3 separate regions of the Mus musculus genome follow, and all the other regions are linked to region 3. A link is a loop called in an ENCODE intact Hi-C map of the cell type or tissue named here. Cell type or tissue: heart. All regions are shown on one strand.

Region 1 (8,000 bases), 290 kb before region 3:
GCACAGGACAGAAGAAAATGGTCCAAGGATGGAGACACATGCCAGGCACGCAACAGTCGCCAGAGCATATGGGGATGAACGGTACTCAGAACTTGATGAATACCAAGATTCTTTTCGGCTTAAAATATTTTTCCTGCTGATGTGCAGTTACTGGGGTGGGGGGTGGGGCGCTCCCAAAATGCCACAGAGAAAAATTAGATGCAAGTGAAAATAAATAAATAAAATTAAGTAAAAGATCTCTGAGATCCAGCCTTTAGCACATGCAATAAAGACAGTTTGATGAGCTGTGAAGAGCTGAGGAGACAGTGGGCCCAGGCCCCAGCTATTTCTTTATTCATGCCAACTGCCCTCTGGAAGAACTGTCCATAATTTCTGTATGCCCGAGGAGAAAATTCGCTAATTTTATGTATAGTCTATAAATTTGGCAAAGGCCTGGCAGCCTTTTATGGGACAGCTTGGACTCTAAAGAGTTGAGTTTTATCACAAAACATCAAAAAGGCTGTCAGCAACTTCCAAAACAGCTCTCCCCGTGGTCTGTTTCTTGGTCTGTCTGTCCTGAAGGCTGAAGGGGAGTCTGTATCCTGCCCGGTCCAAGGAAAACCACACTGACAGCCTTGGCTAGGCTCAAGCTGAACTTCTGAAGGACTGCAGCTGCCCACTCCCGTCATCCTCAGGGACCTGTGGAAAGGATGTCTGTAGGCCAGGAAGAGACACGTCTTTATTGATGTGTACCTCTGGTGCACACCAAAGCCACCTGGCCTGCAAACCCCTGCCTGCTGCTGCAAACTCTGGGCTGTCACAGTTCGATTGCCCCTCACGCTGCCCCCCCCCCCACACACAAGCTTTTTGGCCCCTCCTCTCCCCCTGAAACTTTTTCTTTTTCCTACTGTCACTCTTCTCTGCTCCCAAGAGAGCTAGCTAGCTTCAGCTCTTGTCAGTCTGCCCCCAGAGAGATAGCCATTGCTGCTTTGGACTTTCCCCTAAGGCCTTGGGCTAGTCTCTCTCTTACATCTATCATAAAAGCCTTCCTCACGTGCGTGGCTCATGGATCGGTCATTTCTGTAGCTTCCGGCATCCTTGCTTACGCTGTCCAGTTGCTGTCGTTTTTTTCTCCTTGAAAGAGGATTGAACCTGGGTAGCAAGCGTAGTGTAACCCACATTCTTAGTACTGAGATCACTCTAACGATGAAGATGTTCAGTCAAAAGAGAAAAAAAATCAAGAAAAAGGGGAGCAACCTCATAGGAGCAGGGGGAGGGGGACAGGATGGGGGCTTACAGAAGGGAAACCAAGAAAGGGGATAACATGTGAAGTGTAAATAAATAGAATATCCAATAATAAAAACAACAAAAAAAGGAAAAACAAAAACAAAACCCTGTACCGTGTTAATCTGGAAAAAAAAAATGTCCCCAAGGTCTGGGTAGATGCACTCTACCGTGACATATCTGGTTCTCCTATGCTCATTTGCTCTAATTGAATCAGAGCTCCAGAATCCTTGAACTCTGTCTCCCATTTAACCCCAAGACCTTATTGTCGAGTAAGAAGCCTCTAGAAAGAGGACAAACTCAGAAAGCTTTTAGTGGATGGTGAATTCAGGACCAACAGCCCCTCTTTAAAGAGCTCCGAGGCCTGCAGAGACCACAAGAGTGCAGGAGGTCACCAGCCAATTTTTGAATTATTAACACATGTTTAACAATTAAAGGAAGACATATTGATGGGCCATGGAAGGAGTCAATTATTTAGTTGTGCAGAGTACAGAGTGGAAAATAAAATATTAAGCGTAATGGGGACGGATCTCGGTCTGTAAAGGCAGGTGGGCATGAAACTCCAGCCATAAAACTTTATTTGCCAGGGATAAAAATCAGCTCTGGCTGCCATTCCTGCTTCCACTTGGCTGGTAGAAAATAAAATACAAAATGCTACAAATCTCTTCCGGGGCAGAAAGCTTAGAGGCCCTGACTCTTTGCATGGCACTGGGCAGGGAGGACGGGACGGGATGGGCAGGCCTTACAGAAACAAGACTAAGCTCGCTCAGTGACAAACCAGTCCACCCCCTTTTCCCGAAGTACATCTTGGGGGACCTTCTGCCCCGACCTCCAGGCCTCCATCCCAAGTCATCCCCACCAAGAGCTGGCCCATGTCTGTGGCTCCATGTTTGCTTTCCAGAGTAGGGCAATTCGCTATTAACACTGTAGAGCAAACGAGTGACGAGCCTCAACCCTGCTCGGCACGGAGGGTCTGCGGGAAAGAATCTGTACGCAGCTTCGGGATCAGCTGCTGCGGAATGTGTTGTGCCTTGCTGTCTGAATTCAGGTGACTTTGGACAGCCTTGGCTTTGCATGACTGAAAATCTCGAGGAACTAACTTTCCAGAGTGCTTGCATGGTCACATGACAACTGAACTACAACCACCACCACCACCATCACCACCACCACCACCAACAACAACAACAACAACACCTGCATAATCTCTAACCTTGGAATGATTTCCATTCCCTTTACTAAAACTCTCCCTGACTGTGATTGATTTTGTGTCCCTTGGGAAAACAGTAAAGAGAGAATTCTTAGAGTAACATGTGTGGGTCTTGCCTCTCTACTCTCTCCCCCCAGCACTGGGTATTAGTTTGACTTTTAAAAACCCCACATCTCCAGTGCCTATTATAGAGCTGAGTGCATGGGAGATGGTCCTGAGTGACTTAACGACCTAAACAAAGTTATGTTTTGTTGTAAAGCTTTCCCCAGTGGTGCCACAGGGTCACTGTGTCTTCTTTTCGATTCCAAGAGCATTGGTTTCTTGTTGCTGCTCACCCAGTTGCCGCTCATTTCTCTTCCTGGCTTCCCAGCATAAGTATACAGCAAGACTGCAGGCCTTCTGTGTGTCCTGAGGGGAGAGAAGGCCACAGAGCTGAGCTTTGATCTTAGTAGGAAGAGATGGGCAGCGTTTATAGAGATCTGGTGTCCTTAGACATTTGCATAGCCCTCACTCTCCTCTGGCAAATGGCTCTGTGGGTGTGGTAGAAGATTCCTCACTGGATTCCACTTGTAGGCATTCCTGCTATTAAAACCTTGTACCTGTGTGTCTGGGAGAACACAAGGGGTTTTTAATTGCACCCTAAATGTAACAGGGGTTCTAGTGAAACAGAGATTAGGTGCAGGCATTCAGAAACTCTGCTGTGAGCTATCTATTGGAGATGACTACTGGGACATGTTTCAAGCCAACAGAAAGTCTATTACACAGGGTGTTTGGTATCCCAGTGCAATCCGGAGCCTTTCTCAGGGTGAGCTTTAAAAAAAAAAACCAAAAAAAAAAAAAAAAAAAAAAAAACAAAAAAAAACCCAAACCCATATCCCGGTGAACACACCTCAGTTAGCAAGAATTGTTAACCAGAAATGGAAATACGGAAGCCAAAAAGCAAAGTTAGTACACTTAGGGACTTTCCTAGAACTATGGGCTGTGATGGATTAGGTCTTTCTTCCTGTTTTGGCAGGTGGTGCTGCCTTTGTGCTGGGTTGAAAGGCCTGGATGGTTCTCCCATCATGGTGTCCATTGTGCTAAGGTCTGGGGCTCTTCTCAGGAGAAGAGGCCCTTGAAAGCGCAACTTCAATAGAGCTGAGATGCTGGCTTCAGAGAGAACCCCCCAAACATACAAGCTACCTGTCACCAGCAGAGGGCGCTCTGGGGATAGTTTGTGTGTGGTGATGGTAGGCTCTGTGCATAATTTAATCGAGCCAAGAGGGCTCCTGCTCACTTAGCCAGACTAGGAGTTCCTTCTCTGGTCCAGGAGAAATCCCCTCTAATCCTATAGAACTTACCTCGTGCCCCATTTTATCTTGCCTGTGAGCTTCTGAGGGGCACACGTGATGGCCAGGCAGACCCTGTTTGATTCTAGCTTTAACTTGGCATCTTTCAATGTTCTAGAATGTTCTTCCATCCAGGGGGTGGGGTGGGGGGCGGTTTATGTTCATATCCCTAAGTAAAAATGGCGGCGCAAACAACAGTTCTCTTCACACTGACAGCTGCCATGAGAAGCATCCTGTACAAACAGTATTTGCTACTTACACCAAGCCTCCGATGAAGGCACGCATGCGTTCTTGTCACTGATTTGTGCACATCATCTTGGAGACTGCAGGCTCAGCAGGGCCAGGGTAATGTTTGGACGATAGGAGGTCCCACCTTACCCTCGAAACTGTGGTGGGGTTGGCTCAGCAGTTAAGAGAATGTCCTGGGATGCTGGAGAGATGGTTCAGCAGTTAAGATACTGGAGGCTCTTCCAGAGGTCCTGAGTTCAATTCCCAGAAGCCACATGGTGGCTCATAACCCTCTGTAATGGGATCTGATGCCATCTTCTGTCATGTGGGCATGCACACAAATAGAACACTCGTACACATAAATTTTAAAAAATAAAGGGTACTCATGCTCTTCCAGATGAACTGAGTTGGGTTCCTGGCACACAGGTCAGGTGGTTCACAGCCATCTGGGACTCCAATCTCAGGAGATCTGATGCCATCTTTTGGCACCTGTGAGCGTTACACTCATGCTCAAACCCACACTCACACACATACAAAAATAAACAATAAAAGTAAAATCTAAGAGTAAAAACAGCCACTGTGATATGTCGTGAAAATGTTTAAGACACACACACACACATACACACACCTCTGTCCTCCATCTTGATAAATTGACGCTGACCCTCAGCTAGGTCAAGAATCGATTCAGATCGGCTGAGCGAACTGTCTGTCACCTTGAGACTCCTAACCACCCTGCTTTACAGTCAGCCAGTCCCACTGAGGCCTCTCAAGGAGGTTTGTTTCTTTATTTATTCTGGAAGTGCTATGCCAGCCTCTTCCCCTGAGCCATTCTGAACTCACCGGGGGCTAACAAAAACGAAACTTCATGAAGGTGAAAGTTAATTAAATTTCTCCTTCTGTGCCAACAACGGTATGCGAAGATATTAGAGAATGAACTACGGTCTTCTTTTTGTCTGCCAACAACATCTATTTGAACACTCTTTGCTTTTAATTAGATCATCACATGTCAGCATCCACTTCAAATGCTTTAATAGGAAAACATTGTAAGTTGATTAACATTGCTATTATGCTGGTATGTCCTGAAACGGGTGCTGGAAGAATAAACCTCAGCCCACAGCCTCTGCCAGAGTATGTATAGTAACCAACAATCTAGCGGGGTGCTATGGCCAATGTTGATGGCCTCAAAGCTCATGTTGAAGCCCATTCCCAAAGGTGATGATATTTATAGACAGGTTTGTGGCTGGTAACTAGGCACCCTTATGATGTGCAGGTCACCGTACGTGTGGTCCTTATAACAGAGCCCTGAGAAGCTTGGTGGCTCCCACGTTCTCTTATCACATGAGAACATAACAAAGCCACTTGTAAGGAAAGGGCCTCGTTAGATGTGTGATTTGCTGCCATCTTAAATTATGCATCTGTATGCGAGCCCTGTGTGTGGCTACGCTGCTAACCGCTGAGCTCTCCTTAGCCTAGGAGCTACTCTCATTCCGGATCTCGGACTTCCCTATGAACAATAACGTTCTGTTAAAGTTTTCCTCCCAAAAAGTGGAACCCGTTTCTTTGCACCATTAAAAAAAAAAAAAGAGAGAGAGAGAGAGAGATTCGAGACAGAGATGAGGTGCACAATGAGACCTCTGCCGAGTGATGGCGCTGGAGTCAGAGACAGACGCCACCTACAGCTGCAGCAAGCTAACTGGAGTGTTCGCAGTGCATGCTGGGAATCCTGCCAGCCCATTCTCTGAGTTTCAATAAGATGCTAATAAGAGACATTTTGTTGAATACACTTGAAGCCCAGTCTTCCTTCTTCTGGTTCTTACTGTTCTAGCGGGGGGGGGGGGTAAAGTTAATTCTTGTGCACAATGGAGCCCATAAGTAATCCGTCACCCGTCACAAGTTCGAAGCTTGTGTCTGTCTGCATGCGTGCCTCGTGTGGCTATGCCGCTAACCACTGAGCACTCCTCCTTAGCCCTTACGCTACTGTCTTTCAGAATCTCGGACTTCCCACCCATTCTCCTTCCAATGGAGTGCAGCCACTGCTGTGCTCTGTCCGTGGCTTAAGCTGGTATTTATGACCATGCTGCCCCCAGCGCTATCATGCTGGGACAGTAGAGGCACGGTGGTAACACAGATCTTACAGTGGCAATGTGGTGACCTTTTGGTCTGACTATGGGGACAGATCAAGGTGCACATATGTGCCTTTATCTTTGAAAGATACCCTGGATTCGTTACATAGGTGGATAAATTGATATTTAGCTTACAACATGAACCAAACACTATCAGATTTTATGGCTAACTATGACACCCTGGAGTGACATATGTCTGGAGTCTGAAAAACGGGAAGTCATTACCTGGCAACCTGAACTTGGTAAAGCTGAGCCTTGGCCCCGGGAGAACTGAGCACTGTGCAGATGCGCTCTGCTCTGTTTTCCTGGATGCTCAGGGTGCCAGAGGACATCGGCATCCTTCACCCACACAACCAACAAACCCACTCAACGTGACATTTAAATTTGTAATCTGGTACACTCAAGCCATTTTCTCAGGGACCGAAACAATGTTGCTGTTACTCCCTTATATCCAGCTTCCTCCACAAGTGAGGGCAGGGTGTGGTGCCCTGGGTTTCTAGGCTGGGAATTCTGACGGGCTGCAGTTTCTAGTCTTGGGACAATGGGCAAGGGAGTCCTTTCCAGAAGGTCTTAATCAGGATTCCCTGGTTTGCAAATCTCTAAATTTTGTTTTTCAGCCATTCTAAAAATCTGAGGAGTTTTGCAAGATCTTTTGTCCTCCCTTCCTTTCTCCTCCCCTCCCCTTAGAAGACAGAGATCTTCCTCCCAAATGGTGGTATTAAAGGCATGCATTATACACCTGACATTTATTTATTCATTTATTTAGTTGTTCATTAATTTTATGGGTCTTATCATGTGGCATCTATCTATCTATCTATCTATCTATCTATCTATCTATCTATCTATCTATCTATCTATCTATCTATTTTTATGGGGTCTTATCATATGGCCCAGGATAGCCTTGTACTTCTGCTTCAGCCTTCAAGGTTTGGGGTTATAGACATGTGTACCATGCCTAGATTATGATGTTGTTTCTGTGTGTGTGCTGGGGTTTAAACGCGGGACCTTCCTTGTACATGCCAGTCAAGTGTTATACCTTTGAGTTAAGTCTCAATTTTTAAAAATTGCGTGTGTGTGTGTGTGTGTGTGTGTGTGCGTGCATGTGTACATATGGAGGTTAGAGGACACTTGTGGAGGTTGCATCTCTCCTTCCACCATGTGGGTCCTGTGGTAAGTTCTTTACTCACTGAGCCTTTGTCTTTTAACAGTTGCCTTTTCTGCCCATGTCAGTCAGAGTTGAAACTGTTACTCTTACATGAGACACTTGAGCAATTTCTAACCTCCTACTAGGAGTGCTTGGAAGCAACAGACTTTCTAAGATGTGGAGGGGAAGCTGAATTTTTAAACTATGTCCTGATTGGGGGTTAAAGATGGTGAAAAATCTAAATGAACATTAAGGCCTAGAATCCTTAAGTTAGTGATAATAGTTGCAAGACACTTGTTAGTTAAGCAATGTCTGCAGAGGCACCTGAGCCTGGAGGTTTGTCTACTAGGAGATTCAGAGGAAGGCAGATGAAGGAAGACAGGCTCTGATGCTGAATGGAGTCAAGGCAGCTCATAGCAAGTATCCTGGATTCAGTGTGCTCGTCCAGGGAAGGGAATGGGTTCCAGTTGGTTGCTTATTTTAGTGTCTGGAATCTGGCGCCAATGGTGGCCATGCCGCGTGAAGAAAGGATGCCAGGATTCTCTTAGCTTCTCCTAGAGGAAGAGATCCAAACCCTGAAGACGAGATGTGTGAGTGGATATAGCCCGTGTAATCTGCACATCCTAGCTATACCCCATTGATAAGGATATTGGTAAGAAGTTAAAAAAGACAGTTCTTTTTTTAAAAGTCCTCCGAGTCTCTTCTCC
Region 2 (8,000 bases), 430 kb after region 3:
CAATCAATAAATTTAAGAATAAATTTTAACATATGTGTGATAGTTGATTTTTCTACCCCTGTGACAAAGAAACCATTGTAAAGGAGGAGCGTGTTTACGGTGGCTGTAAGAGAAGTTCATGAAGCGCATCGGAGACCTCAGGATACAACCATCTCTCAGTGACTGGGTCCCCCAGCTGATGACCAGACACACGCGCTTTGGAGAGATGTTTCACAGTAAACTCATAGGAAGGTAAGCATGAAAGTAACTGAATACAAATTAAAGTTGTATGGGAAAACGGCTTCGAATTCATACCAGGAATCCAAAAGTGCTGAAAGATATTCTCCTGAGGTTTTCAAGTTTTCCTCTAAAGATAGGGTTCTTTCGTCTTCTTCAGCTGTCCAGATGTTCAGTGAAATCTAGAATATTCACCCAGTGCACGTAATAAATTCTGGATGTTCCCCCAATACCTAACTAAACTCCACAAAATCTCTTCTGAGAAAAAGAAAGAAAAAGAATGGAGGAGAGGGGAGAAGGGAGGGGAGAGAAGGGAGGAAGGGAGAGAAGGGGGAGGGAGAGGAGGAGGGAGGAGAGAGAAGGGAGGGAGGGAGAGGGAAAAGGAGGGAGGGGAGAAGGGAAGGGAGAGAAGGGAGGGAGGGGAGAGAAGGGAGGGAGGACCCTTGGACATGTTTCTGAGCAGAGTCCCCCAGTTAAGCACTGAGTCAGGTAAGGAACCCTGCCTCCCACAGACACACACTGTTACTAGCAGAGGAAGGTGAATCAGGGCACTAAGAACAATTCAGAAACAACCAACTTGTGATTCTAGATCAGAAACCCACCGGTGAAGCCCAAAAATACCATGTTCCACTAATCAGCACAGACAAGCCAAAATACCCAACGGCAAAAGGCCCAGATGGAAAGAGCCTTGGGTATTTCAAATTATGAAGAAAGCCTACTGGTTTAATTCCATTCTTTATATATCTACAATTTTTTATTGTACCTTGCCATGCCATAAATATGTGAAGCCCTCAAACCCCACATGCCAGAGCTTGGAACCTGACCCATGGGCCCTGACCCAGTGTGAAAATATTACAGCAGGTGCTTTGGGGAGGAAAATGCACAAGGTGGTATTTTCTGCTGCTTAACAGCTGAGTTATGTAACACGCCATTATCGTGATCCTTTCAACTTTGGAGAATTGGGTTCTAAGATGGAGAGCTACGTTGTCTTTGTTTTAGCCCTGAGGCTCCCGTCCTCACTCAAGGAACATGGCCGGTCCTTCTTCTCACAGTGGGTTTTATCTGAGGGCTTTTCCACCCACGTCCTAGTTCCTGAAATAATGACTCTGAGACTTGTTATTTCTGAATAGATGCCTAGGCCATAAGCTAGATCTTGTTCACTAACTAGCTCATAATTTAATTATATTGTTTAGTCTATTCTATAAGGGTCACATGGCTGGCTGCCTCTTCTCAGTTTCATGCCTCTGTCTCCTCAGAGTTCTGGCCAAGTCTCCCCCCCACCCCCCTTCCTGACTCTATCCCAGAGTTCTCTCCCCACCCAGAAGTCCCACCTCCTATTTCCTGCCTGAGCTAGTAGGCCATCAGCTCTTTATTGACAGGTGAGTCTTCCACACAGCACACAAGAGAGTCTCTCTGCAACGGGTCTTGTTACAGTTTTCACTAAGACAGGATTGCAACTCTGACATCCCAGTAGCAGAGTCAAGAACTCCTTTTCCCTTCCTAGGCTCCATAGATACCATCTCATCCACTTTCTTAGACCTTTGTCAATAGATATGCCGCTAAAGATACGTCCGAGGCCTGAAGGAAATTCCCAGATTGCTGTCTACTGAAATGCTTCCCCTTGCACACCGAACCCACGGGCAGCCTTAGCACCCTCTGTTTTCTCTTTGTTTCCCTTTCCCCCACCAGCAAGACTCAGAGCACTCTCCTGAAGCCCCTCTTCCCCACTGGGAGCACTCTGCTGAAGCTCCTCTTCCCCACTGGGAGCACTCTCCTGAAGCCCCTCTTCCCCACTGGGAGCACTCTACTGAAGCCCCTCTTCCCCACTGGGAACACTCTACTGAAGCTCCTCTTCCCCACTGGGAGCACTCTCCAGAAGCCTCTCTTCCCCTTTGGGAGCACTCCCCTGAAGCCCCTCTTCCCCACTGGGAGCACTCTCCTGAAGCCCCTCTTCCCCACTGGGAGCACTCTGCTGAAGCTCCTCTTCCCCACTGGGAGCACTCTACTGAAGCCCTCTTCCCCACTGGGAGCACTCTGCTGAAGCCCCTCTTCCCCATTAGGAGCACTCTCCAGAAGCCTCTCTTCCCCTTTGGGAGCACTCCCCTGAAGCCCCTTTTCCCTACTTGGAGCACTCTACTGAAGCCCCTCTTCCCCTCTGGGAGCACTCTACTGAAGCCCTCTTCCCCACTGGGAGCACTCTACTGAAGCCCTCTTCCCCACTGGGAGCACTCTGCTGAAACCCCTCTTCCCCACTGGGAGCACTCTGCTGAAACCTCTCTTCCCCACTGGGAGCACTCTATTGAATATTCTCTCTTCCACTGGGAGCACTCTGCTAGAGCTTCTCTTCATATAGTTAGGATTATAAACGTGCATTGCCCTCTGCTCTTCCCTCCCTCAAGCACCACAAGCAGTAACATCTACTGTGAAAACCCTACAAAGAGTGGGCAAATCTTTTTCTGAGTCTTTTAGCTGCTCGTGATAGAAAGTTTAACTTGCTACCCTGTCTTGGCCAGAAATGAGAGACCTGTGTGTTTTACTTCATCAGTAATCTTCATTGCTGTAAAAACAACACAAAGCTCTAAGCAGATGTCATCAACAGACATCCTGAATCAAGCCCTGGCCGCAGGATGCAAGGCCACTTCACTCTGCCAGCCAGTGCTGCCTAGCTCACACGAGCTCCTGTACCTCCCTTTGATAAACAAGTCAAGCACTCGAGACTGTTGATGCCCCTGCCAGAGCGAGTGTATTACGATGCTCCCATTCCCATTAGCTAATTGGATTAATGGGATGGACTACTTCAAGAATCAAATCAGCAGTTCCTTGGGAAGGGCAAGTTATTTTTGAAGCTCTCAGTTCATAAAAATCTCATTGACCCCCTCCTGTGATCTCTCCATGGTGCCCTCCGAGGGCCGAATGATGTCGGGAGAAGTCAGGGATAAGATTGGGCTAAGCCTGGAGGGAGGTGGATGGGCTGTGCTTGGCAGGCCAAGCAAGACCTCATATCCCAACGGTCCCAGTTTCTGAGCTATTTCTGGTCATTTTGTGGCCTCTCTTCTCTGTGAAGTAGCCACAATACCGCTCCCTGTAAGACTGCTCAGGAGACTAGATGTTCGGAGAGCTGCAAAGATCGCCCCATAGCCCACTGACTTAAGAATACACATAAGTCTACTGATAGCTTCTGAGAAATGACATCTCATACATTAAGGTTTAAACATCTTCCCCGACATATTGTCTCTACCTTCCTGCTACTACTAACATCCATTCTACACAGACAGGACCGGATGGTGGTGGGTAACTCCACACAGGAACATGTGCCTGTCTCTCCCTTAGGAAGCAATCAAACTTTCACTTTAGAACAAAAAAGAATCCACCAGGAAGAATGCTCACAATACTACTTCAAGAAGAGGGTGTGGGCCGCCAAGTTGGCTCCTCGTGTAAAAGGTGCTTGCTGCGTAAACCCATAGACCTGAGTCAGGTCCCCAGACACCACATAGAGGTAAAGAGAACCAACGCGACAAAATTATGATGTTAACACACCTGCGTGTCCCATAGTATCAGAGAAAGATAATGTGTGTGTGTGTGTGTGTGTGTGTGTGTGTGTGTGTGTGTGTGTGTGTAGGAGGGAGGAAGGGGTTAGGGAAGGAGAGAGAGATATCAGAGAGACAAGAGAGAGAGATGAGAGAGACGAGAGAGATCTGTGCTTACGGACCTCAAGAGCAAGAGATTTAATGGAGACTCCTGAGCCACTGTTGGGGCCAACCTGAAGGAGAACATCCGAGAAATACTCCCAAGAACCCACCCAGGACCTCCCTTTACCGAGTGAGACCCAGAGACCTTCCTTTGTCAGGCTGCTGCTGTGTAGGTAGACTAGCCTGTGGCCCGGGTTGAGGCCACAGTTGGGTGGGGGGGGATGGAAAACAATTTGTGTTCAACTGCGCCCTCCAGTGGCCACCGGCAGCTGCAGCGCTGCCAACAACATTTAAGATTCTCTCTCTCTCTCTCTCTCTCTCTCTCTCTCTCTCTCAAAATGAAAGCTCAGAATTATTCTAAAGAGAACACTAAACTGGAGAGAGGAGGCATGCAGACTGCAAGTTTTTAAAACCTCTCCTTTATGTTTAAAACATCTCAAAACGTTCACAGATCTATAAAGAAAGGAACCAGGGCTGGAGAGATGGCTCAGTGGTTAAGAGCACTGGCTGCTCTTTCAGAGGTCCTGAGTTCAAATCCCAGCACCGGCATTGTGACTCACGACCATCTGTAATGAGATCTAACGCCCTCTTCTGGGGTATCTGAAGACAGCTACAGTATACTTCCATATAATAAATAAACAAGGAAGGAAGGAAGGAAGGAAGGAAGGAAGGAAGGAAGGAAGGAAGGAAGGAAGGAAGGAAGGAAGGGAGAAGAAAGAAAAAGCACATAAATGTGCCATATACCCCAATATACATTCACACACCCTATACGCACATTTCAACGAAGACCCCCCCCCCAGAATTATCAGCAGTTTCAGAAATTACAACTGATGGACCATAGTTGTGAGCCCCCACGTGGCTGCTGGGATTTGAACTCGGAACCTTTGGAAGAGCAGTCAGTGCTCTTACTTGCTAAGCCATCTCGCCAGCCCCAGGCACTGTACTTTCTAATCGAAAGCACCTTTGAACTTCATTCTAGAAGGAGCCTACCTGCGCACTGCTAATGCCTGGCTTTTTACAATTTGACCTTCAATCTAGACGTCACCCAAATGATGGACTCCGTGCTTGTGAACCCTCCCCTGCTACAGAGAAGCAACAAAGGGGGAAAGACATCAACTCTATAATCTGAGACGCTGACTGCTCCTACAGGGTTCTGAGCACCCACGCCGCAGCTGGCAGGCAACCATCTGCAACTTCAGGGTTGTATCTGATGCCCTTTTCTGGTATACATGGGTACTGCATGCATGAGCTACAGATACAGGCAGGCAAAGCATTCATACACATAAAATAAAAATAAATCCTTTCTAAAAATAGTGAATGTGGCACCATTCATTTTTACATTAATTTGTTATGAGTGTGTATGTGCACACACACATGAGCGTGTGAGTGTGTGCGTGGATGACGTGGCACATCTGTGGAGGTCAAGGGACAACTGTCAGGGTCAGTGCTTTTATTCTATCATGTGCGTCTCAGGGGTAGAATTCAGGTCATCAGGCCAGGTGGCAATCTCACCAGTCCAATAACTCCATCTCTAATGCTCTGTTAAATTGTGTGCCGTGTCAGCAAGCAGAGCTGGCATGAGCCCATTAGGAAGAAAATTGGACTGTTCATAAGTATGCGCCATCTGCTGGAGCATCCATGAGCAGCCCACGACATGGACACAGTGAATAGGGCTGCAGAGACAGTAGTGGAACTGGGTCCACAAGAACTCCTTTCTGCTTTTCATTGCTGGAGGACCCTGGCCTAAGCCCAAGCACCAGAGAACTAATGAACATTTAGTCTCAATCTGCAGCCTCCCTAGGGGACCACAGCAGAGTCTGCGGAAACGGTATAATTGTCTTGTTCATTACTGGAAACAGTAACTAAGTATCCTTCAGGACTCTCCAGCTCAAGATCTATAAGGATTTCTATTGTTCTGCTTCTCAGGCTTGGTATTTGTTTGGTGCTTTAAAAAGAGAGAAACCTGTCTCCTGCTATGTTTAAATGCCCAATCCCATCAGGACACTTCTGCAGCTGCCTGCATTGGGAGAAATCAGGAAATGACATCAAAGTCTAGACATAAAACAAAACATAAAAAGACATCTTTGAGACAAGCCTGGAGAAATGTGAGCATGAGCAATAGGTAGATGGTGACAAGCCTCTATTTCCAGTTTCCAGTCAGCTTGGGTACCACAGCTCAGTCTAAGGAAACCACACACAGCCATCTTTATCCTGCCCAGGACTGGGGAGACATGAGCTTAGAGATCTCCACCCAGACTCCAGAGGGTGGAGTAACCTTTATCTGAAGTTTTTGGGACCAGCATGCTTTTCTTCCTTTCTTTCTTCCTTCCTTCCTTTCTTTCTTTCTTTCTTTCTTTCTTTCTTTCTTCCTTTCTGCGTTTAGAATGTTTGCATATACATCATGTGTATCTTGGGAATGTGGCTCAGGGGCACACAAAATTCATTTAAAGAAAAAAATATATATATATACACACACACATATGTATCCTAAAGATATATACTTTTTATATATACACTTTTTTTCTCCTTTGGAGACATGTTCTTCTCCCTGTGTATCTCTGGCTGATCTGGTATTCACAAAGATCCTCCTACATCTGCCTCCAGAGTATTGGAATTAAAAGTGTGCACCACCACTCCTGGCTGGGTGGCTGGTCTTGTCTCTGAGACTGCATAACCACATAGCATTATCATTGAGAAATTCACACTTGAGAACCACACAATCAAGTTATAATAAATAAATAAATAAATAAATAAATAAATAAATAAAATCTCATTAACATTTAAAGTAAGTTTGTTATTTGTGACTGTATTCATAACTGCCCTTGGGGAGCTACCTGCAAAAGATCAGAGCCTCATTCAGGTGGCTATGATTAATCCCCCCAGCTGTCCACAGTGCAGGTTACTTGCTTGGGCTCTGGGGCCTCACGCCCTTTCTGAGCATGCTTGCCCTGTTGATACAATTTTGCTTTTCCCTCCTGGGCTTTCACATAGTATGCAGTCCCCAAGAGCCCGGCTTCTCCCTCTGACTCTTGACTGTAAGGAGGAAAGAAGACAATCAGGAGCCAGAAGGTATCAGTTACAGCCATTATTTTCCACTCAGGGTCTTATTTTGCATCTTTGTCTAATATCCATAAATTGAAACTTGAGGGATGGTCCAAAAACATTCCCAGAAGAGGTTTCACTGTAGTGGAGTCCGGCGCCCTGCGTCAAACAAAGTGAAACACTGCCACCAAGTGGTCTTTTCGAGTCATCACAGGTCAGGCTTCTTCCCTTCCGGAGGCACCTGCCTCCTCCAGGAAAAGATAGAATTTGAAAAGCCGGGCGTGGTGGTGCACGCCCATCACTCGGGAGGCAGAGGCAGGCGGATTTCTGAGTTCGAGGCCAACCTGGTCTACAAAGTGAGCTCCAAGATAGCCAGAGCTATAAAGAGAAACCCTGTCTCAAAAAAAAAAAAAAAAAAAAAAAAAAAAGAATTTGAAAGATCAGTTGGGATAAACAAAGCCCTTCCCTTCTTTCTTATTTATATTCATAGACATATATTCTCAGTGCTCGACTTGTAAACATTAATAGCTCATTCCATTCCTAAACCCTTGTGCTTTGTTTTGTTTTGTTTCGTTTCATTTTGTAAAGCCAGGTATGGTAGTGTATATCCCAACGCTGGGAAGGGAGAGATAGGCAGCTCCTTGGGGCTCAATAGCCGGGCCAGTCTTGCATGCTCAGCCCCAGAACACTGAGACACTCTGTGGCGGATGGCTCCTGGGGAATGAGACCCAAGGTTATCCTCTGGCCTCTACACACAAATACATGCCATATTTACCTTCACATACACACAGAAAACTGAGGGGAAAGGAATAGGGGGAGAGAGGGGGTAGAAGAGGGAGGGAGAGGAGGAAGGTAGAAAGAGCACTCGGTAGAGATCCCTTTGATCTCTGTCTGCAGAGCTCTGCGTGCTGCTGATGCTAACTAAAAGCCTGCATCAGGTCTTTAGCCCCATGCCTGGGCTTTCCCCAGCGTGCTCTCCTGTCCCTAGTCTTAAAGGGCTCAGAGTTCTGTGTCACCTTAGCATTCTCTACAAACCAGACTCGGCCACAACCA
Region 3 (8,000 bases):
AGGTGTAACCTTGCTTACCATTTTCCCATCTCCCTCAGCCTGTGCCCCTCACGGCTCCCAGTTACTTGTACCTCAAGGCAGTCAACATTGGAGCATTCCCTTCTCCAGGATGTGGAGAAACTGTTAGCACGGCCTCAAACTACTTAAGCATTCCTGTTCTAAACCAATGAGATGCTAGCACTGTGCAGAGCACACATCCCCAATGCCACTGGAGGCTCTGGTGGAGTTTGGCAAGCTTGAGAGAAGCATGAAGACCGTGCAGCCCTGGCTCACTGCAGAGAGAGTTGGAACTACAGACTTGATCAAACTTCCCTATGCTCCAAAGACCAGTAGCTGGCACTGCCTTTCTGACTGGGCTAAAGTAAGTTTATAGAAATGAGGCTATTGTAGCTAATTTTAATTACCAGAAGAAAACTCAGAACTGTGTCGCTATGAGAGTCTAAATCACATAAAATCCCCCACACCAAAGAAGATAAAAGCACATTAATCATGCCATAAACATTCACGTGGGCAACGGTTATATATTATAAAATGAGACCATGAAAAGGTACTAATGTTTTGCAGTATTGCTCTAGCCCAACCTGCAAGCCTCCTCTCAGAGATGCTCTCTGTGGGCTTCCCAGCACTCACACCAAGCCGGACTCCCCTCCCCCTTGCAGTGTTTTGCAGCCCCAGCAGTTTGTTCCACACCACTCACTATCTGGTGTGTGTCTATGGATTATTTGACAATGTAAGATTCCCTACAAGGCTAATACACCTTTGCCCACCTTTTCCTCCCTAACACCCAGCATGGTATTTGTTGGAGAAGTTTCAATAATTTTCTCTCTGCTCTATCCGGAATGTTTGGCAGTCAAGGAAAGGCGGGACGAAGTGACGTCCTCTTTAAATGGAAAGGTGTGCATCCGGAGTCATAGCTCAGTGACAGTCCAACCCTTGCCCCTGAACATAGTAAACTTAGTATTCTTGCAGGCAGTAGGAGCAAGGGAGTGGGTGGAGGGAAACCAAGGAGAAGTTAGGCAGAGATTGGCACAACTTCCAGAAAGTGCACTCTCATAACTAGAGTTGAGCTTTGTCCCAGACTAAATCCTAACACAAGATGTACAGAGATGTCTGAGAGCTGCTTGAGAGAGTAGCAAATGATGAAGGAGAGGGCTCATCAAAATGAAGCTATGACAAAAAAACCGTCTTGGTCTTTATAGGTGCCCTAATGGGAAAGAAGCTAAGGAACAGCCTTGGGCAGGCAGTGTACTGGTTTCAACTAGGCTCTTGGCAAGGGTCCTTGTAGTGTGGAGAGGTGGAGAAATACGGGTTGAACTCAGCTAATCAAGCTGAGTGTGCACATGCCCTGTTTAACACCAGGCTGTCCAGTGTCAGTTCCCTCGTAGGCTGTTGATTTATGAGATAGCCTCTTCCTATGTTCACATATAATTACAGCAACGAGAGCTGATATGATAACTGCCTATTGCAAAGACAGGCAGTGCCTGAGGTGCACAGATTCACACAGGTCTCCTGGCAAAAATACTATGGCTAGTAAAATGTAAAAGTTGAAGAAGTTGAGTCTTTGGAACTCCGGGAGTTCATCCCATCTCGGGGTCTGCAGGGTCTGCCCTGTCTGATTACATGTCCTTGCATCAGGTTGTGACAGATGCTCCTAGCTAGTAGAAATTCATGGCACATGTGTAATAAGCACTGTTGCATGATGTTCAAGCACAGGGCTACTGAACCAGAGCACACAGACCCTGATGTGTTCTGTGGACTTGATTCACAGGAATTGCACACACACTTGATTCACCTCTGGGTCCAACGTTTCTTTCGGCTGTTAACATGGGTAACAAACAGAGGTGGTGTCAGCAGAAACTCCAAAGGTAATACACATATGAACTGGTGACTTAATGTCATGCCATTCATTGCTGCTGCACATATTCAAAACATCCTTTATGCTACCACTTTATATTCACCCCCAGGTCCCATTTAATGCTTTAATCATACCTCATACCGCAATTTAAGATGTATAGCTCTGCTTCTACTCGATGGTATTATTTTGTAACCATGTCTATTTTATTTTAATGTTTTAAATGTTACATTATAGCAGGAGTCTCCAGTCCTTTTCAAAGTGCTGAAGACCTGAGCCCTGTCCCTTGTTGCCTAGCATATTCTACTGTGTGTGTGGCTTATCCTGTGATGGCTTCCTTTTGTGGTGTGTGTTTCACCCTTAGACAAATTGTTAGACTCACATGGCTGACAGTGGTAAGAGATGGGAATTGTCGGCTCACCTCAAAGTGCAGGGGAGGGACTTTACATGGAATGGTAAGACGTGCTCTCAGTGGGGCTGCTGATGCTGACATGGTTCAGCAATTAGGAGCACTAGTTGCTCTTGCAGAGGACCTGGGTTCAGTTCCTGGTACCCACATGGCTGCCCACAATGGTTCTAACTCCAGTTCCAGGGTGTCTGATGCCCTCTTCGCTTCCACAGGCACTACACACAAGAGGCGCACACAGACGCTAGCACACTTCAATAAAAATAAATAAATCTTACAAATAAGGGTTGTTTTTTTTTTTTTTTTTTTTGCAGTGGTGGTGGCTGAGGTTGCCAGGAAGGGCCTGGGCAAGAAACCCGGAGCATGAATCCGCAGGAAGTTAGGGATCTGAACTAGTTCTTTTCACACTGCTGGAAAATCTCTCACATATCACCTTAGAAGGGGAGAAAAGAGCAATATTATATGAGTGGACTCATGTCCATAATACAAGAGTGGCATGTCATATCATAGACACGGGGGATGCAGCGGGAAAGTAAGTACGGTGAGCCAATAGCAATCTTGAAATATTCCAAAAAGGCCTAAGTCGGTGCTCCCACCCCTGAGAGCCATCCTCCACTCAGAGTAGTTTATCTGAGAGAGCCACATTCTAAGCATGGAGGCGGGAGTCCTGGGTAAGCATCAGCACGGGCTCCCTGCTGCTCACCAATGGCAACGAGAGTCCTAAGAACCAGTCACACATTCCCACGTCCTATCTCCCGTGGTACCCTCATGACAGCATGAGGCAGCAGGCAGAAAAGACATTTCCACTTTGGTGAACTTGGAAATAAGGGTCAGAGAAGTTGATCCAATGAGCCGAAGTCGCATCACGCTGTGCACACATAACAGAGGAGCAAACAGATCTGGGTCTCTGTGTGATGGATGGTTCGTGTACCAGATGTAGAAATGACTCAAAATCACCTTGTTATGACCTTGAAAGTTAACCCTTTCCACCTCCTGGAGGTGGGGAGTAACCTCAAAAGATGCCAGGACACTTCAGGAGGTGACTTTGCCTCTCTGAATACTGTTTTCTTCATCTGCAGCATCAAAACACAGGTGTAGGAAGGGCTACACATCTGTGACTTCAGATACCAAGGCAAGAAGATGAAGAAATGAGGGGCAGCTTGGGCTAGCTATGTGGTGAGACTTGGCCTCAAAAATCAAAGCACCAAAACAAAAGCAGGTGGTTGAGCTGGCTCCATCCAAGCTGAGGTATTAAGGTAGAATGCGTACCCTTCCTTTCAAGGTCCAAAATCAGCTCTCTAATGCACTAAAATGAGTCTTCTTGGGGCAAACTTTTTTTTTTAATTACAATTAAGCCTACCGAGTTTTCTAGAGAGAACCTGCTGCATGCTAGAAGAGAGCTGTGAAGAATTTAGCTGAAGGAGGCCGAAAGAGCACTACCACCCAGCTTAGCTGGCCCCGGTTTCTCTTTGCCCTCCGCACAGGCCACCCATCCCTCCGAACCCATTCAAAACAGGAGGGTTCCCGGGCTGTGCGCAAAGGCAACGCACGAGGCCCCATCCTCCGCAGCCCCCGCGGCTGCATCCCGTCATCAGAAACATGTGAATGAACCAAATTATCTCCAGGGCTCAGGGCGTGGGCCACATAGCCAGGCTCCACCGTCAAAGGATCCAGCGTCATGTTCTCCACCCCCTTATGTGAAGGCTGGTGCTGTCGTACTGTGCTGAGGGAGGCAGCCAGCCTGGAAGTGCCATGTAAGGAAGAAACTGTTCCGTTTCGGTGTTCGGCTTCGAAAATAGCTGCTAATAAAAAGCCTTCGTACTGTGACACTTCAATACAGACACCCACAAGGATACCTTGACAAGCTGTTTCAGTCTTCGCAAGCCTTTTCTTGCGCAAGGCCCCACCAGTCACCCACAGACACAACCCTGCAGAGACAGAGGCGGCCAGCAGGGGTCTGCCTAGTCTGCTGGGCCGGGAGCTCAAGCCCTGCTGCTCTATCGGAAGCTTCTGCCTCCTTTTCCAGCTGCAGCTTATGGTGTGTCTCGCTCACTACATTCAGGATATCTAGGACAGTGCCTACCTAGAGGATGAGCCAAACTCGCCCCGCAGACAAGGTGAGGGGCGTGTGTAGGGGGGAGCCTTAAACAATCTTCATTCACAAACTGATCCAAATAGAAGATTTGAAACATAATGGCAAACAGCATTGCTCAAGGAATCTGAGCTCTGATGGCAGACAGCAGCAGGGTGTGGCTGAACGGTACTGACGAAAATCCAAAGACCTTTCTCACTGGAAGTCCTAAAACTGTATTATGGCCATAACACCGTCTCCACTAGGAAAACAAAGGATCACACTTGAGAGAATTTTTAACAGCACATGGCCTTTCCCCACTGATGTGGTGCTGAATGGTGCATGCTAGGCTCCTGCTCCCTAAAGTTGTAACTTTCTGAAGTTCTTATTTTAAGGTGCTCAGTAAGTCGCAGAGCTGGGCCTGAGCTCCTCCTGCAGCCCAGACAGGCCTTGACCCTTCTGCTTTGACCTTCCTCTCCTTCCACCTCGGTCTTTCAAGTATTGAGGATTATATAAGCCTGAGACATGGAGCCTGGCCTCCCTGGCCAATTTCTCGATAATTAAGAGCAATCGCACAGTTTCAATTTAAATCAAGGCATGGAGGTCCAGGGAGTTTTCAAAATGAGCAAAGAAACAAGCGCCCAGGTATCCATGCCTATGGTCAAGTTTGAAAATTTGTTTGTGGCGAGGAGTGGGTAAGGTCATAGGTTCAAGAGAGATTTTTCTCATCAGAGCTCAGAAGGGATTTTGTTTGATAATTCTTTTATCATGTTTGTGTACATGTATGCACATGTGTGTGTTTGTGTGTGAGTGTTTGTATTTATCCGTGTTGAGGCCAGGGGTCAATTTTGAGTGTCATGCCTCAAAATTTTTAATGTTGTGTTTGCTGTTGTTGTGGTTGCTGCTGCTGTTGTGGTGGTTGCTGCTGCTGCTGCTGCTGCTGTTGCTGCTGTTTGAATCAAAGTTTGAAACAAGAGTTGGCCTGGGTCTCAGTGATTAGGTTAAGCTGGCTGGCCAGGGGTCTCCAGCTTCCGAGTGTGAGTTTATAAAAGTGTGCCACATGCCCAGCTTTCCCCCCTGTCTTTCCTTTAAACATAGACTCTGTAGATCAGACTTGGTTCCTCATGCCTACCGGGCAAGCACATTGCTGACTGTGTTGCCCTTCAACCTTAGATAAATATTTTTCTGGAGCCCGATGTGTGCCTCACTCTGTCTGGAAAGCGAAATTCCTCAGACTCTCTAAGCTTCTGCTAAGCTGTGTTCACCACAGGCTCGCCAGCACATGAAGCCCCTGTCACACAGCAGAGGACACATTCTGGTGTGTTAATGTTATCTAACCTGCATCCCGTGCTAGGATAGGTTGCTGTGATAATCTCTGTAGTGTCTGACAGGTGGACAGATAAAACAAGGGCAGGTTTGAAAGAATCTCTTGAGGACCGACATTGTCAGAACTCATGCCCTGGTGGGGCTCCACAGTTTCTGGCCAGTGTACCTAGTGCAGTGGACAGCATCCTTGCTTTGGAAGAAGAATACGGACCATTCTTTTCTGAAAACTCCTTTTAGTGTGATCAGCAAGAATCCAGTACACGTGGGGCACTTGGAGTTTAACACCAGAACACGTATGCTGCACACGAGAACCCTTTGGCATTAGGTATGGATTTTTTAAGGTTACTAACAGCCCTACCTGATACTCTCCTCCCTTTAAAACTCAGCCAAAGTCTAACTTATTTTCCCATAGAATTTTATAGATCTCCTCCCTCGCCTCCAACAAAATCAGTTTTTTTTTTCTGTACAGCATGTATCTCCCTGCTTAATATCAGACTGAATCATTCATGTGTCTTCTCCCAGGGAGATTTTCTTTAGGGACCAGAACATGTCTTGCAGAAACCCAGTTACGAAGTCTATTTGGAATGCTATCTTAAGTTAATCTAGCCATTCATCTGCCTAGTACTTCCCAGGAATGGGCATAGAACAAAAGCCAAGACTACAAGATGCAGGGAACACTACTGATATTTTCTGCCCACACGGCTTTCCAGTGCTTTCTTGAGCAAGTCCATGTTTGAGCCTGAGAAACTTCTCAGAGTCGGACCGAGGCTGGCATGACTCCCCCTACTCACTGCTCACCCAAGATGAAGAAGAAGCTCTCCTACTTCAGCAATAATCCTGTGTAGGCAGAAAAACTTTAATTGTACAAGTATTATGTAAATGTAAGTTATTTAATTAAAAAGGAGGTGGGGGGGGAAGCCTTCACAGGAAGTAGCTATTTTTTTTATATATATAAAAAAGATGAGAGAATTTTGTTTCTCTTTACTGCAGATTGTAAGTAGCTCACTGATGGGCCTTGAGATGACACATCCTTTGTAGAGAGGGAACAGCCGCCTTCTGCTTCGAGGAAAGATGAAGTAGCAGAGATGAGTTCCCCCCACCCCCCACCCCAGGCAGCCTAACTATAAACCGTTTCCACACTACTTAATAAACGTAAGGACGGCTAGTACTCCTTGAGAGGTAAGTGGTCATGGGGAGTCAAGAGAGCACTCAAGTCTAGGTCCCTGAAAGTTCCACAAGATGGCTAATCTTCACTGTCAACCTGATTACACTGGGGGCTACCAGGGAGATTGATGGAGTAAGACCCTGGGTGTGTCTGTGGGGGCTTAGCTGAGAGTTTAGCTAAGGCCAGAAGGTCGGCTCTGACCTTTCTGCAGGCTGCAGTCCTGGCTGAAGTAAAGGGGAAGGAAGGAAAGGCCAGGATACAGGTCTTAGTCTCTCTCTCTCTCTCTCTCTCTCTCTCTCTCTCTTTCTCTCTCTCTTGTTTGTATATTTCTTTACCTCCCACCCACCCTTTCCTTTCTACATTTTCCCAGCATGCTGTGATCTGACATGGCATGTGATCCCATGAAGATGTACCAAACTCACTGAAGCACCAGGTTGCCCGTGAGAACAGCAGTCCTTGGAAAGGAAACCAAAGGCTGAAGGTCACAGCACTGGGTGCTCACTCACACAGGGCAGAGAGAAGTGCTGGCTTCCACAGAGCAGAGGGCGAGAGTCCACCCTTCCAAGTATCTGGGGTGGGCCCTAAAGTTGCTAGTGCTCTTAACCTTGCCTGGGAAAGTTCAAAAATCAACACACCAAATATAAAATTATCCTTACGGGATGTAGCTGCTTGCCTGAACAGAGGTCAGAAATATTTATAGAAACACAAGACCACTGAGCATTCGATAAGGAAAAGACACAATGAGGCTTCCCATGTAAAAGGGTTCAGAAAGATATGCACTGCAATGAAGAGAAAATGGAGTCGACTGAGATTTATGCAGAAATCACTGCAGAACGTCAGGGAAACACCTGAAATATTCACTGGGACTGTTTCATCTCTTGAGATGCTGGATAGGTGGCTGAGATAGGAAGAGCCTCCTGCTGAGCCTTTGGAAGTGATAAACTGGAAGGATGGAGAGACTGGTGAGTTTACCGAGATGGAGGAAGACACAGCAGCAGAAACCTTCCAAAGTAGAAGGGTCAGGGAAAGGGGATGCCAACAGCACACGGTGCTCACCGATCTGTGCGATGGGGCGGGGCACAAGAGATGTCTGAGATCCATAAACACCCAAACCTATGAAAACCGCAAGGCACAAAATCCAAGAATTCGGTGATGAAGGAACCTGGGAGGCACATCATTG

What was found. Peaks named below come from ENCODE experiments on the same cell type or tissue, not always from the same donor. Only the 100,000 strongest peaks of a DNase experiment are listed, where the experiment ranks them.
Region 1: a loop joins it to region 3, with 3 times the contacts of the local background. A loop is called at or near these places in 2 of 42 quality-filtered maps.
Region 2: it touches region 3 in a loop (11-fold over the local background); 18 of 42 quality-filtered maps call a loop at or near these places.

Annotation. Positions count from the first base shown.
Region 1 is chr13:59,361,320-59,369,319 of GRCm38, reverse strand. No RefSeq gene overlaps it. Among named protein-coding and RNA genes, the nearest start is that of Gm34721, 43 kb to the left of the region's middle. In heart, CTCF peaks have their summits at 3,463 and 3,665 (motif pointing right); no DNase peak of the experiment used is centred here.
Region 2 is chr13:58,636,675-58,644,674 of GRCm38, reverse strand. No RefSeq gene overlaps it. Among named protein-coding and RNA genes, the nearest start is that of Slc28a3, 30 kb to the right of the region's middle. In heart, CTCF peaks have their summits at 4,158 (motif pointing left), 5,533 (motif pointing left) and 7,140 (motif pointing left); no DNase peak of the experiment used is centred here; H3K27me3 peaks cover 2,050 bases.
Region 3 is chr13:59,069,972-59,077,971 of GRCm38, reverse strand. The region is part of intron 16 of Ntrk2 (neurotrophic tyrosine kinase, receptor, type 2); the gene reads right to left. Gm53063 (predicted gene, 34245) reads left to right here and starts at 4,258. Exons shown (of 4, transcript NR_168904.1): 1 at 4,258-4,375; 2 at 5,893-5,980; 3 at 6,366-6,536; 4 at 6,646-8,000. In heart, a CTCF peak has its summit at 4,201 (motif pointing right); a DNase peak (open chromatin) is centred at 4,191; H3K4me3 peaks cover 680 bases; H3K27me3 peaks cover 3,126 bases.